2 separate regions of the Homo sapiens genome follow, and region 2 is linked to region 1. A link is an interaction called in ENCODE POLR2A ChIA-PET data of the cell type or tissue named here. Cell type or tissue: CD4-positive, alpha-beta T cell. All regions are shown on one strand.

The links. Peaks named below come from ENCODE experiments on the same cell type or tissue, not always from the same donor. Only the 100,000 strongest peaks of a DNase experiment are listed, where the experiment ranks them.
Region 2: POLR2A ChIA-PET joins it to region 1 with 10 read pairs; 7 of 35 experiments call an interaction of 5 or more read pairs at or near these places.

Annotation. Positions count from the first base shown.
Region 1 is chr6:152,182,085-152,190,084 of GRCh38, forward strand. SYNE1 (spectrin repeat containing nuclear envelope protein 1) reads right to left here. Exons shown (of 146, transcript NM_182961.4): 128 at 7,168-7,323. Among named protein-coding and RNA genes, the nearest start is that of SYNE1-AS1, 190 kb to the right of the region's middle. In CD4-positive, alpha-beta T cell, no CTCF peak of the experiment used is centred here; DNase peaks (open chromatin) are centred at 1,507, 2,967, 3,317 and 4,407; H3K4me3 peaks cover 3,967 bases; H3K27ac peaks cover 5,785 bases.
Region 2 is chr6:152,306,852-152,314,851 of GRCh38, forward strand. It overlaps SYNE1 (spectrin repeat containing nuclear envelope protein 1), which reads right to left. Exons shown (of 146, transcript NM_182961.4): 88 at 3,837-4,022; 89 at 3,545-3,667; 90 at 2,984-3,166; 91 at 1,638-1,781. Among named protein-coding and RNA genes, the nearest start is that of SYNE1-AS1, 70 kb to the right of the region's middle. RefSeq lists an enhancer at 2,789-3,988. In CD4-positive, alpha-beta T cell, no CTCF peak of the experiment used is centred here; DNase peaks (open chromatin) are centred at 3,050 and 3,740.

The sequences.
Region 1 (8,000 bases):
TTTTTAATTAGATTGCCTTTTTATTACTGAGTTCTGAGAGTTTCTTATACATTATATATATACAATGGGCTTGTTTTCCTATCTCTAGGTCTAGAATTATCCTTTCCAGAATTCTAAAATTTTCTGATTTCAAAATATAATACTCTTGTGTTCATAGTGCTGGTTGAAATACTAAGGAATGTTTCTAGTTGAGTTAAACTACACGTTGGCAAAACATAATATGATTTGGTAAGAAGGTCTGAAGACGTTCTTCCACAGTCTTGTTCATAATGCTAGCTATTCCACTATTCATTCCACTGCATTAAACATATCCCTATTGATTTTATTTTACCCCCAACATTTTATTACAAAACATTTCCGACACAGAAAAGCTGAAGGAATTGGATGGTAAGCACTCATTACATACTCCCTGGGCTCAAACTGTTAACATTTTGCTATATTTTGTTTTAAGACATTTTCCTTCCTTAATACATTTACTTTTTATGTATTTCAAACAAATTTCCTTTTTAAAATGAAAATGAAAATATTTCTAAGGTATTATACACTTTCTAGTTATCAATTCTGTCTTGGATTTGCTCTGTTAATGATTAGACAGATAACACAAAACTAAATATCTGTGATTCTACATCCTTGTACACTAGTCCAGGAGCCCAGGATACGTATCCCAAGGCCAGCCTTAGGCATAGTGAGTTGCCTAGAGAGTGAGCCCCATAACCTACCATAAATTTTGAAAGGCCACCATGAGAAATTTATTCTTTTGATTCAATTATGATCTTTTAAAGTAAAAGTTTTTCTGGGTTGGGTGACACTGGTGAACCTACTAAGTATTTCCCCATTAGTATAATTTAGTTTCTCATTGAGGTTTTTGGAGGCAGAATAATACAGAACAGTCAAAGGGCAGTGAACTTGGGGTAGGGCCTACTAGAAATGGAAAAAGCTAAGGAAACAGAGATTTAAAAGTTTTGGGGACAAATTTTGTCACTTTACACCATACCCCAAATAGCACTGAAGAACATAATCCTTCCAGGACCCCTTACCCCTCTAGCTCTGAGAGCCGCGTGCACTCTGATCTTCTGCTGATCTCTCAGATTGAGAACTCTCTGGTGAATACGGCCTTTTCCCTTTCATTCACAGAGCAGCAAGAGTCAGGAGTCTGGCTGGTAGTTAAAATCCCGGTTCAATTGATGGCCAAACTGAAACTATACTCTTATTATTTGGACTGCCCAAAATAATCATTGTCTATGAATCGAAGCTGGGCCTGGTGGCACATGCCTGTAATCCCAGCACTTTGGGAGGCCGAGGTGGGCAGAGTTCAAGACCAGCCGGGCCAACATAGTGAAACCCCACCTCTACTAAAAAAACAAAAATTAGCCAGGCGTGGTGGCAGCCATCTGTAATCTCAGCTACTCGGGAGGCTGAGGCAGGAGAATCGCTTGAGCCCGGGAGGCGGAAGATGCAGTGAGCCAAGATCACACCACTGCACTACAGCCTGGGCAACAGAGTGAGAAGAAAAAAAAAGAAAAAGAATCGAAACTCCTGCCCTTCAGACTGAAGATGAACAAGTAACTCCTTACACTGCCCCCGAATCTTGGCCATAAGCCAAGAATGAACTCTAGGCCTTTACTCACCAATATCTGCAGGGAGGATGGTCCCAAAATAGAAAAATATTACCTATTACTTTCATAGGTAAGTATTATTATCCCCATTCCAGAGACAAGGAATATGAAAGTTGGACAAATTTGGGGCACTTGTTTAGAATCAGTACAAGATAAGACCAGCAAAGTTTGAGTCTTTGACATGGGGTGCAAATATGATTAAATATCCAGAGGCAGCTGATATTCAAAAATAGTTCATCCATCACTGACTAACTGCATGATCAGGACAAGGTCCCTCATTTTCTCTACGACTTACTCCTTTCATTTGGAAATTATTCTTATGTTTGCTCCAAAAATTCATTAAACAAATGTTTATTGTCTGTAGTAAACAAGTGTCTCTATGTGCCCAGCACTGTCCTATCAATATGGTAATATTAGAGAAATAAGAGAGTAATTTAAGAAATTGACTGATATGGCCAGGCGCACTGGCTCACGCCTATTATCCCAGCACTTTCGGAGACTGAAGCAGGTGGATCACTTGAGGTCAGGAGTTTGAGACCAGCCTGGCCAACATGGTGAAACCACATCACTATTAAAAGAATACAAAATTAGCAGGGCATGGTGGCAGGTGCCTGTAATCCCAGCTACTTGGGAGGCTGAGGCAGTAGAACTGCTTGAACCCAGGAGGCACAGGTTGCAGTGAGCCAAGATCGCACCACTGCACTCCAGCCTGGGCAACAAGGGTGAAACTCTGTTTCAAAAAAAAAAAAAAAAAAAGAAAGAAATTGACTGATATATATTAAAGACCTGACAACAGCTGGCCATTACTATGCTGTTGCTACTAGTACTATTATACATGACTACAGGGCATCACTTAAGTTTTAAATTTTTTTTCCTCCCTTGACACTCATGTATTCCATATCTCCACTAAGCAGCTGGATTATACACATATATAGATAGATAGATAGATAGATAGATAGATAGATAGATAGATAGATAAAATATATATTAAATCCCTTGTGTTTATCACACACCATGAAAATGTTGCTTTCATTTTCTTACCACGGAGCTACACCTTAAAAAAGACACAGTGAGGCTACAAGCACTGGGTGCAAACCCAGGCCAAACGCTTTTCAAAAGATAAGGGCAATGGCATCTTCCTTCTGGTTTGTACATCTAGTATTTAGTCTATATACTAAGTAAACATTACCATCTCTTTCTTTGGATTCAGATGAACCCTCAAATTATTTATCAGCTTAGCACCTATTTATGTTTTTGCAAGGGCACAAATACATTGCATTGCCAACAGCTGAGAAGCACCAGCTAAAACCTTCAGAGTGTGCAGCAGCTCAACAGGAAATACATCCTTTTCTGGTTGAAATATTTTTACCATGATGTTTTGACAAAACAACGAGCAATTACGATGATGACATATACTTATATTTCAGCTAGAATTACACACAAATCTACAAACCAAAACAGAATAAAAACAAGTATAAGCTCTGGCTGTACACAGGCACAACAAAACATTTGGGCTGTCTACTTGAAAACAGATACTTTAATATATTAACTCTGCCCTGCAATGTTTACTCACGGCCTCTATTCCGCATTCTCATCGCCAGTCCCAGGTACTCCAGACTCCTCATCAACTGCTTTGGTCAGAATAGGAACAGACTACTTGCTCCTTAGTAGGGATAATGTTATGTTGAACTCAAGTTTTGACTTTTACAATGAGACATGGGCACAAGCTCATTTCCTTTTGTGGTTTCATACTTGACAGAAATTCACCAGAAACAACTAACTCAAGAACGAGAAACTAATCTATATCCTCCTTAGAGTTACATCCTGGCACCTTGATCAAACCCATGACTAAACTCTCATTGGTTTAAATATTATTTTTCAGACTGAAGTATTAATAACGTAAGTACGCTTTAGCTTCAAGCATTAAGACACTTCAACATGGAAAGTTTCTAAAAACACTATGTATTCCGTTTGCTGTTTCTTTTTAACGTCTTAGTCTCCTCACAGGTGCAAGTTATTAATCTATTTACAGCATATCGCATGATCAACATCAGCTTTTGAAATATATTTTCAGATGGCTGTCTAGATATATCTAAGTCTGGAGAACAATTTTACAACATATGAATGACTACTTTAGCAATTAATAATAGCAATAATTCCATGGCATTTTTATACAACACTTTTCCTAAATCAAAAAGTATTGCATAACCATAATCTTCTTAATCTTCAAAATATTCAAAATCTTGTCATTATTTTACACTAAGAGAAACGTAAGTATGAGGAAATAGAATCGATGCCATAATGTCTTCATTATAAACAATACATCATGAACACTTAGCTACTCTAGACACTGAAGATGCAAAGAAATGGTCTTTGCATATCAAAGTCCTCATATTCTTGGAATGAGGTCACAAACATTGAAAAGAATAATAACACAATGCCACATAATGGCACAACCAAAAGAGAAATAAGAATTCAGAGGACCAAGAACATACTGAGGGCTGAGAATTTCATAAGTGACATCACAGGAGTTGTGGAATGTAAAAGAAAACAGGTTAGAAAATTAGAAGGGAAGACCGGGCACGGTGGCTTACGCCTGTCATCTCAGCACTTTGGGAGGCTGAGGTGGGCAGATCACCTGGGGTCGGGAGTTGGAGACCAGCCTGACCAACATGGAGAAACCCTGTCTCTACTAAAAATACAAAATTTACAGGGCGTGGTGGCACATGCCTGTAATCTCAGTTACTCGGGAGGCTGAGGCAAGAGAATCACTTGTACCCAGGAGGTGGAGTCTGCGGTGAGCCGAGATCACACCATTGCACTCCAGCCTGGGCAACAAGAGAGCAGCTCTGTGTCAAAAAAAAAAAAAAAAAAAAAAAAAAAAAAAAAAAAAAAAGAAGAAGAAGAAAATTAGAAGGGAAGAAACAGTGTCGGCAGGAAGAGTGGCATAATCCAGGTCTTTGGGGAGGGAAGTTCATGGCATGTTTGAAGCAAACAGGATCCAATCTCTAAAATATTATCTCTCTGAAGGCTTCACAGGCATCATTTAGCTAAAGCAATAGATCTGGTCTAATTCAATTCATCGAACATGCTAAAAAATATTAAGAGAGCAGGTAGTGCTAGACTTCTCCTAAAATTAAGAAAAACAGATGAATGGGCTCACAAACGTAACTGAAGGTTGCTGTGATAATTTCCCACAATTTGTACCCACCAAATATCTTTCATTTTGATACATCATGATAAAGTCTTTACATTGCAAAATTATAGGATGATTTACTGTATAATAAGGTATTGCTTTCAGTTTGAAGAATTCAGAAATGAATCAAGTGTTGTGATTAGCATTACTACCCTCTATGCGTAAATCCATGTAAATTCCTCATTGTGTTCACTGAGAAAATGAAGCTTTGTGAAAGTAGCCAAATTCATTTTGAACTCAAATCATTAACATGTTGGTAAAAGCCATCTCATACATGTATCCCCCGTTTTAAAAAGTATATATTCATAGGAAACTGCTCACACATCTACCATGTGTGCTCCAGAGTTTTCTGTTGGCCCACGGATTGAGAAAAACATGGGTTTTCACCTAAATATACAGAGAGAAATTTTCCTGAAAATACACTTCTTGTTGATATCACATCAATCAAGAGGCTCTGAGCCTCTTAAACTCTGTTTAATGGTTCCTGAAGTATGAGGATAAGCATCTCTAAAGTCAGAGAAAGGGTGGAGGATGGGAGACAAAAGAGATCCCAGGGCAGCACAATTGGCAGGGACATAAGAGTAGGGACATAAGAGCCCCCTCTCAACAGCCCCTTCCTCAGTCTTCCCACACCAGCTTTTTCCAGCCAGTTCCTCTGCTCCAACTGCCACCTTGTCAGAGTGTTCATTTGCTTCCTCCCATCAATCAGTCTCCTCCACTCCCCTTTTCGAAACTCAATTCAAAATGTATCCATCTCAAGAAACATTTCCTTTATTCCTTGCCATCCACACTAGCCTTAGCTTGCTTAAATCTTTATACAGTTTGTGTGTGTGAGAGAGAGAGAGAGAGATGGAGTTACGCTCTTGTTGCCCAGGCTGGAGTGCAATGGTGTGATCTCAGCTCACTGCAACCTCCGGCTCCTGGGTTCAAGTGATTTTCCTGCCTCAGCCTCCCAAGTAGCTGGGATTACAGGCACCCGCCACCATCCGCGGCTAATTTTTGTATTTTTAGTAGAGACAGGGTTTCACCATGTTGGCCAGGCTGGTCTTGAACTCCTGACCTCAGGTGATCCACCCGCCTCAGCCTCCCAAAGTGCTGGGACTACAGTCATAAGCCACCACACCTGGGTCCTTTAGACAGTTTTATACATTGTTTTTACCTGTTTATGCCTGGTTTTCTTCTTAACTGTACACATTCTCCTAGACTGATTTTAGTCTCAGATCAAGTTTAAACTTGACGATAGGGACATTTATTACAGTTTGTTAACATCACAATTATTAAGATGACTGATCCATTTAACAGAGATGTATCACAGCCTATTATGTGCCAGGCAGGGCACTCGGGGTATAGAAGTAACAAAGACAGGGCCCTGCTTCCTGGAGAACATAACCTCAAGGCATTTGGGTCTGTTCTTCATTATGAGCCTTTGAATCTGTTTTTCCTCTTTGCCTAGGATGTCTTCTCGCTGCCTTTCCACCAATCTTTCCCTTTCATTTCCAACTCAAAGTCAATCTGGGATATTTTTTTAAAACGTTGTGCACATAGAAGGTATTTAATAAATGAATAAAGTATGACTAAAAATAAATGAATATAAATTACCAGGAAACAACTACAGTAAATTAAAAGTGATAATAAATATTCCCTGAACAAAACCAGCTCCACAGTATTAGCTAATGTTGCAAATACAACAGTAGTTTTTCACGTTTCAAGTATATCTACCCAGCAAAATCACATCTGTGAACCATAACATTGTGCTTTCTCTTAAAAATATTATGCCAGCGGCCAGGCACGGTGGCTCACGCCTGCAATCCCAACACTTTGGGAGGGCGAGGCGGACAAATCACAAGGTCAGGAGATCGAGACCATCCTGGCTAACACGGTGAAACCCCATCCCTACTAAAAATACAAAAAATTAGCTGGGCATGGTGGCAGGTGCCTGTAGTCCCAGCTACTTGGGAGGCTGAGGCAGGAGAATGGCGTGAACCTGGGAGGTGGAGCTTGCAGTGAGCCGAGATTGTGCCACTGCACTCCAGCCTGGGCAAAAGAGTGAGACTCTGTCTCAAAAAAAAAAAAAAAAAAAAAAAAAAAATATATATATATATATATATATATATATATATATAAAATGCCAGCCAGCAAAAGTGAAAGAAAAAGAATCCAGTTTAGGTTTTTCTAAAATGTGGTAAAATATAAATGTATTGATCTGAAATGTTCTGGTAGTAACCACAGTGTTCTTCCTTTGTCCGTACTAAGAATTATGGGCCGGGTCCACATGTGGGTTAACCCATCTGACGTTCAAATTCATCTCCCAATTTTCCATCATCAAGATAATTCCATTTTTAGAACTTATCTTACCTGGTGGCATAGTTCTTCCCACTGCCTTTGCAGAAGCTCTACGCGTTCATTAAGAATGGAGATATCATCAGCACTGATATAGGCAGAGAGGGTGTCCTTCAGCAGGCTCAACTGGGTCAAGTCATCTGTCCAGCTCCCAACTGCATTTTCTAATTCCTAAATAAAAAAACAAACTTGAATACCCACGGACATCTCCTGCCAATGATTTCTGAAGTGTTTTTGAATCCCCTCTTGATAGAATTTCCTTTGTATAGCCCTCAATTTAAATATCTAACTTGGGATCTAGAGGCACATCATGGCAATATTACAGATTTGGTTCCAGACCACTGAAATAAAGTATATATCACAATAAAGTGAGTCACAAATTTTTTGGTTTCTCAGTGCATATAAAAGTTATGTTTACACTATACTATTGTGTATAAAATGTGCAATAGCATATGTCTAAAAAAACCAATGTACATACCTTAATTTAAAAATACTTTATTGTTTAAAAATGCTAATGATCATCTGAGGCCTCAGCAAGTCATAATCTTCTTGCTGGTGGAAGGTCTTGGCTCAACGTGAAAGGCCATTGACTGATCCAGTGGTGATTGATGAAGGCTAGGGTGGCTCTGGCAATTTCTTAAAATAAGACAATGAAGTTTAAGCAGCACTGATGACTCTTCCTTTTACAAAAGTTTCCTTGTAGCATGTGATGCTGTTTGAGAGCATTGTACTCACAGAACTTTTTTCAAAATTTGAGTCATCCTCTCAAACCCTACTGCTACTTTATCAACTAAGTTTATGTAATACTTGAAATCCTTTGTTGTTACTTCAACAATATCCACAGAATT
Region 2 (8,000 bases), 120 kb after region 1:
CATGATCTTGCCACTGCACTCTAGCTTGGATGATACAGCAAGACTGTGTCTCAAAAAAAAAAAAAAAAAAAAAGCACAAGTTTCTTGGGGAAGAAAAACCGTACAACAAAAAAGTTTAGTAGTAATAACAATTATTACTCCAGAAAAGATTTTAAAAATATCTGTACCATGATAGAAGAGTTGTTACAACAAAATTTTGGATCTTCCTAGATGGGATTAAAAATCGTTTCAAAATAAATATGTAATATATAGTCTAACATATAGACCTACATAAACAGTGGTTTCAAAAATCTACATAACACTTTCATTTAACCATTGTGTAAGAAAAATCATTAACATAGATGATGTCTACAGTTGTTGGAGTAAATGTAGATGGGATATTTAAATGATTTTGTAAGTCATATATAAATGAAAATTATTAATGTTTGTAGATGTCAAGAAATTAAATAATTAATTGCATTTGGAGAAGAGGGTGAGATTTTTCATCCTTACAAAGCAATACCTTGAATCTTTTGAGAATCTCAATGTGAGTGGTTTGGAAAAATTGTTCATTTTTCTCATGACAAAGTTAAAATAGAGCATATGGAAGGATATATTCCATATACTCTATCCTTAGTACAGAAAAAATAAGACAACCTTCTCCCAGTTATTTACCAAAATTCACAGTGCTATGAACCAGCCCCCAAGGGAAAGAGTGAATTTGACCTATATGGAATTGACAGGTCAGGAAAGGAAATTCCCTGCTAAGCTCAATCACTCAAGGACTATGATGTCTGGGACAGGGACTGCACAAGGAGTGGTCAAGTCCTAAGGTCATAATGATGCCAAAGGAACAAGGAAAGAACATTTGAAAACGAGGCACATGTTAGCTGGCCCAATCTGAAAATTAGCAAAGTAAACAACCTGGACCATCCTCTGATTTTGGGGAGAGGAACTGAAATGACTAATATGTCAAAGAAGAAAATGTTTAAAATATTAAGTCTTGTTTGTTTGTTTGTTTGAGACTGAGTCTCACTCTGTCGCCAGGTTGGAGTGCAGTGGCGCGATCTTGGCTCACTGCAACCTCTGCATCCTGGGTTCAAGTGCTTCTCCTGCCTCAACCTCCGAAGTAGCTGGGATTACAGGCGCATGCCACCACACCCAGCTAATTTTTGTATTTTTAGTAGAGACGGGGTTTCACCATGTTGTCCAGGATGGTCTCCATCTCCTGACCTCATGATCCACCCATCTTGGCCTCCCAAAGTGCTGGGATTACAGGAGTGAGCCACCAAGACAGAGATCAATGCAGCAAAGCTTTAAGCGTTGCTGTTTCTCGTAGGCATTAAAAACAGGGTATGGACTGTGTTTTAGTGTATTAACTGTGAGAATTCTGGGTGCAGGAGATGATAATCAGTGGGTCCCAAAGGATATAATACGAACAACGTGTAGAGAGGTTATGGAATCAAGGGGAACGCACGTGTTACTGAATCAACAAAAACGGCACTCACAATGCTTAGATAGCCAAAGAGGCCTCTCAAGAGTTGAACACATTAAGTGCAGGACAGGGGAAACTGTTCTCTTCCATTCTCTAGAAACCAAACATATACTCTAATCAAGCCAGTTTCCTGCCCTCGGTATTTCGCCTACATTCCTCTCACCTCATGCCGAGAAATCTGAGCCTGCAGCTCCTGTATGTTACTGGTGGCAACAGGTTTATCCTCAATCTCTCTGTGAGCTCCTTCTATCAGTTGCTGGAGATGTTTCATTTCTTGCTCATATTGTTCATATTGTACCACAGCTTCCTTTGAAAAAAAAAAAAAACAGAAAGATAGACAGTTTTTTTTCTCTACCAATAACTAGGTAAGTGATTCTGTAGTTTAACTCCTATTTACCTGTACAGGTAGGGAATAAAGAAATGATGGGTAAAATTCCTAGATGGTTTGAATTCCTCACTTTATGTAGATATTTCAGAACTTTCTCTCTAAAATGTTGTAGCAAAATTATTGATGGAATCAAAATAGTTAAGTGGTTAGGATTCTTTCTCTCTCTTTTCCCTACTGATATCGTCCTGAAGATGGAACATGACGGTCAGAAAGGGTGAAGCAGTGTGGGAAACATTATTTCATTTTTCCATCTAACAAATACTGAATATATAGGTAAGACACTTATCTAAGTGCTACGGTAGGGAATAAAAATACGAATTATGGGCTGGGCGCAGTGGCTCAAGCCTGTAATCTCAGCACTTTTGGAGGCCAAGGTGGCTGGATCATGTGAGCCCAGGAGTTCAATACAGCCTGGGCAACATGGTGACACCCCCATCTCTACCAAACAAAAGTATATACACATATGAAGTATGAATGACTTTTAGCCTCAGGAATTTTCTGTCCAACAAATTACAAGATAACAGGGAGGAAAGGGTAGTTGACCAAATGAGCCACTAGTGATTTTAGTGAGATGCTATTGATACAATTTTTGGATAAAGCAAGAATTATTAGTTGAAGGGAGACATAAGGTAAACACTGTCATTTCTTCCTGGTAAATGATTTTCTCTTACTAGGCAAAGAGACTAAGAATTATACTTGAGTGCATTTTTTTAGGCACTCAAAAGAAAATGGATTTAATGCTTTAATAAGCTGAAATATGAAAAAAACTCTGTAACACAAGATAACAGTAAACCTGTATTATCAGTTTGTAGATGATTCTCAGGTGAATAATAAGAGATAAAAACATGTAATTGCATAGAAAATTAATCTTTACAAGTTATTTATTTAAAAATATCACTAAAAGATAATTTTCACCAAGGATATTTTTTATATAGCATTCCCCAGGCTTTTGTGGGTGATCCAAATGACAGCATTTTAATCTCCTTATTTTATAAAACCACAACAGCCTGTCAGATTCAACACCCTGGATGTGTTTTGATGGCTGAGCCCACACAATGCTAAGAAAAGAAGCCCATGATTCATCAGCAATTGCTCTACTGGTGTGGGTACCCTGCACCTGCCTGCATGATGTTACACTGCTGGATGGCGGTGTGCTGCAGCCGGCTGGCCTCTTCCTGCAGCCGCAGAGCAGCATGACAGAGAGGTAAGCTGGCAACCACATCCTCGGGGATCCGGAGGGCACTCTGGCAGAGCTGCACTGCTTGCACCTTCGGCTTCAGTGACTCCATCTCAGACAACAAATGCTGAAAATGCAATTTCATAGTTCAAAAATTTAATATTTAAATCATTTATTTCATAAGCAAAAGGCACTAAATTATAGTTACGTTGCAAGTTATAAACATTTTGCAAAAAAAAAAAAATGTTTAAAACAGTGTTGAGTTTAGGGGCTGGACACAGTGGTTCACGTCTGTAACCCCAGCACTTTGAGAGGCTGAGGTGGGTGGACCACATGAGTTCAGGAGTTCGAGACCAGCCTGGCCAACATAGGGATACCCTGTCTCTATTTAAAAATAAATTAAAAAAAATAAAACAGTGTTGAGTTTAGGAGGCATTTTTCCTTACTATCCTCTTTTAAAAATATAGGTCCCTGTCCCTATTTACTCCAAGTTAGTTTGGCTTACCTGCCGATGAGAGAGCTGCTCCTTGAGACTGAGACGTCCAACTTCTGGAGAAGTCAGTGTTGCCTGGGCTTGCTCCAAGGCAGCTTGTAACTTTTTCAACTCTGCTTCAAATTTTTTCATATCCTAGAGAGTCAATATCAATGTATTGTACTTGAAGTTCAAAGCCATAGGGGAAGAATAACATCACAGTCAAGAAACCACATCACAGGTGAGCACTATTTCCATAGTGGCATTGCCATTTTCTTTCAATGATAGACATTTTTTTCTGTTTCTTTTTTTTTTCTTTTTTTACCTTAGCTGCATCTTGGAGGTTCTGCAAACGAATTTTGATCATCTGTCGCAACTCCTCAGTCTCCCGTCCCAGTTCTGCCACTTGCTGAGACATTTTTTCTGTACAGTACACGCTAGTGAGGTACTGTAATTTCTCAGTCATTGCTTCCAGCTCACTGTCAATTTCTTTGGATTCTTCTAGCAGGGTCTAGAGTGAATTGTCAATATTCATGACATTGACGGGCAGGTAGAGGGATATAGATATTCAATATAGCTTGGCATAAAATGCCCTGTGTAAGTTCTGTGTGTCCGTTATTGTGTTTAACCTTCACCCCCCATGACCACTTTCTACTTGGTAGCCACTTACTATTATAACTATTTCACAGAAAAAGAAATCACAGTTTAGGAACTGTAAACAATGTGCAGAGGTCACATGTCATACTACGTGTGGGACCATGAAGCTCCTGCTCGGTCAAGCCCAAGCTGCCCCCTCGTGAGAACAGGACATAGGAATTCTAGCAGTGAAAAACCCAAACATACTAGGTGTCTTATTTGTATCTCTGGGTCTCCATTTTCTCATATTTAAACTAAAGAATCACTTTTCAGCTCTCATATTCTATACGACTGAAGTTCATATTTGTCTAAGAAATGAAAATAAGAACAAGAGCATTACAAGCAAAAACCTTGGCTCACTTGCTTTAAGTGAGACAAAGGGGTAGAAGATACGTGCAATAACTATCAAGAGAAGCAAAAACATCCCTGATCATTCAGAGTGGTATCATCTACTGGGTCTATCAGAAATACAATGGATAAGTAACCATTCAATGTACAGTCTATGAAAAGTAGAACGAAAGAGAAGCCAGTGTGAAGAGATGACTGCAACTTGGGGAAGATTGGGAGAAGGTCTCCGGGAAGAATCACATCTGAGCCCAGTCAGAAGGACTTTTGGGATCTGACAGATGAGGGGGAAGAGGAAAGACATTTCAGACAGAGAGAACAGCATATGCATAGGTACAAAGATGCGTGAATCTAGAACACACAGTTAGTGGGGTGTGTAATGTGTAAAGAGGAGAAATGAGGAATAGGATATTATTCTTAGGCAATAGACTATTTATTTATTTCTTTTTTGAGACGGAGTCTCGCTCTTTCGCCCAGGCTGGAGTGCAGTGGCGCAATCTCAGCTCTCTGCAAGCTCCGCCTCCCGGGTTCACACCATTCTCCTGCCTCAGCCCCCCGAGCAGCTGGGACTACACGCACCCAGGTGCCCGCCACCACGCCTGGCTAATTTTTTGTATTTTTTAGCAGAGACGGGGTTTCATCGTGTTAGCCAGGATGGTCTCGATCTCCTGACCTCGTGATCCGCAGGCCTTGGCCTCCCAAAATGCTGGGATTACAGGCGTGAGCCACTGCGCACAGCCGGCGATAGACTTTTTTTAATGAAGTACTTTCTTTTCTCACAATAAATGTTTATAAATATATATTTAACAGATAAATATTTATCTGTATATGATATATGATATGTATTTATACAAGATATATTTATCTTTTTTTTTTTTTTTCTGAGACGGAGTTTTGCTCCTGTTGCCCAGGCTGGAGTGCAATGGCGTGATCTCGGCTCACTGCAACCTGCATCTCCTGGGTTCAAGCGATTCTCCTGCCTCAGCTTCCCGAGTAGCTGGGATTACAGGCATGAGCCGCCACGCCCAGCTAATTTTGTATTTTTAGTAGAGACGGGGTTTCTCCATGTTGGTCAGGCTGGTCTCAAACTCCTGACCTTGTGATCCGCCAGCCTCGGTCCCCCAAAGTGCTGGGATTACAGATGTGACTCACTGCACCCAGCCCCTATACAAGATATATTTATTTTTAACACATAAATATATATAGTAAGGATATATATATATAATCTGTTAAATATATATTTAATGTAAATGTATAATTTAAGTATATTTATTAATAATTTAATTATTTTAAATGATTTAAATATATATTTACTATATAAATATATCAAATAGAAAATATATGACTTGGAAAATATTGAAAATATAAAGAAGAAAACAAAATATCTCATCACTTTATAACCCAGAAATAACTTTAAGAGTTAACTGCTGATACATTTGGGCACATTTTTAGGTATTAATAATTGAGGTCATAACATGACTATAGTTTTCCATCTTTCTTTTTCACCCGACCTTAGCGTTACCGGAAAAAGGTCCCAATCCAGACCTCAAAAGCGGGTTCTTGAATCTTGTGCAAGAAATAATGTGGGGCAAATCCAGAGTAAAATGAAAGCAAGTTTATTAAGAAAGTAAAGGGATGAAAGAACGGCTACTCCATTGACAAAGCAGGGTGTCCCCAAAAGCAGGAAAAGAAATGCATCCACCTTAGGTACAATGTCTGCTTATATATAAGACAACAAAGCAAAAAATCACGGCGGAGATATGCTCTGCAAGGGCCTGTGACAAAAGATTGTTGATCTTTGTGTAACTGCTGTCTTCTATAAGAATCTATGTTAAAATTATTTTTTAAATATAGATCCAAGAATGCTTTTGTTCTTAAGATACCAGGATATCAGGACATTGCCTGAGTCTGTTATTTCCCAGATCTATTAAGGCCTGGGTATCTTCAGTTAGCATTATCAACCTGTCTAACCATAATTATTCTGTGACTAAGAATGCCTGACGTGGGAATGCTACCCAATAGGTGTCATCCTCATTTACCCAGCCCCTATTCAGGCCCCTACGAAGTCACTCTGGTTCTCACATCTCTGACATTAGAAAAAACACAATGGATTTTCTTTTCTTTTTTTTTTTTTTTTTGAAATGGAGTCTTGCTCTGTGGCCAGGCTGGAGTGCAATGGCGCGATCTAAGCTCACTGCAACGGCTGCCTCCCAGGTTCAAGCGATTCTCCTGCCTCAGCCATCCGAGCAGCTGGAATTACAGGCACTCCCAACCACGTCCAGCTAACTTTTGTATTTTTAGTAGAGAATGGGGTTTCACTATGTTGGCCAGGCTGGTCTCGAACTCTTGACCTCAAGTGATCCACCCCTCTTGGCCTCTCAAAGAACACAATGGCTTTTCTCACAGTGCACTCTTTTTAAATAAACACAGGCTGCTTTACTTCCTAAAGGGGGCACGTGAGAACTCACCAAAAGAGTCTACAGTCTGCGTTCTCTCTTCAGCTTCTGAGCCAGATCATCTCAGGACCTGGTGTCTTTTTCACTGTGCCCCATGATGCAGTCAACCCACCCTACTGCTCGAGTCATAGAAACCTGGGAATCATCCTTGACTCCTCCCTGTCTTTCATCGTTGACTCCTCCCTCTCTTTCACCCAATTCAGTCTCCAAATTGGAGAATTCCAGCTGCTTAGTATCTCTTGACTTTGTCTTCTCCTCCTAATCTCCAAAGAGAGGCCTTGTCATCTTCTACTGAAATACTGAAACCATCTTTTATATTGTCTTACTGTCCTCAATGTGTTTTCCAAAGGCTGCTAAATTTGCTTTCTGAAAATACAAGTCTGAACTTGTCCTTTGCAGGCAGAATATCAGTTTCAGAGGCTTCAGAGTGACTTCAGGATAAAGTCCAAATTCCCAACAGACTTTTAGGATCTTTTTCTTATCTCTCTATTCTTATCTCTTATCCCTTGTACCAGCACCAGAAAACACTCCTCACATTTACTGCTAGGATTTCAGCATACATTTTTATCTAAACACATTCCACAAGTAGGCTGTCATGTTTTTCAGGACTCAGCCCATCATCACCTTTTCCTGAGAAGCCTTTCTGCACTTTCCTCTTAAACCCCTGGTGGGCGGTTGGGTTGAGCACACTCCTGTGGGCTCCTTCAGCACCTGGGCCCTCTGTCTTTGCACAAATCACACTATATTGTACTGTTTCCTTCTATCTGTCCCCTCCCCTAAATAATCAACTCCCTGGGGTGGGGACAGGGAATATCCTTTGTACCCTAAATGCCTAACCAAAGTCCTAGTTTGGGAAAGGACTGTATGTTTGTTGAATAAATAAACAAACGCTTGTATTCCCAGAATTTGGGGATGCCAAGGCGAGTAGATCGCTTGAGGCCAGGAGTTTGAGACCAGTCTGGCCAGCATGGCGAAACCCCATCTCTACTAAAAATGCAACAATTAGCCAGGTGTGATGGCACGTGCCTGTAGTTCCAGCTATTCAGGAGGCT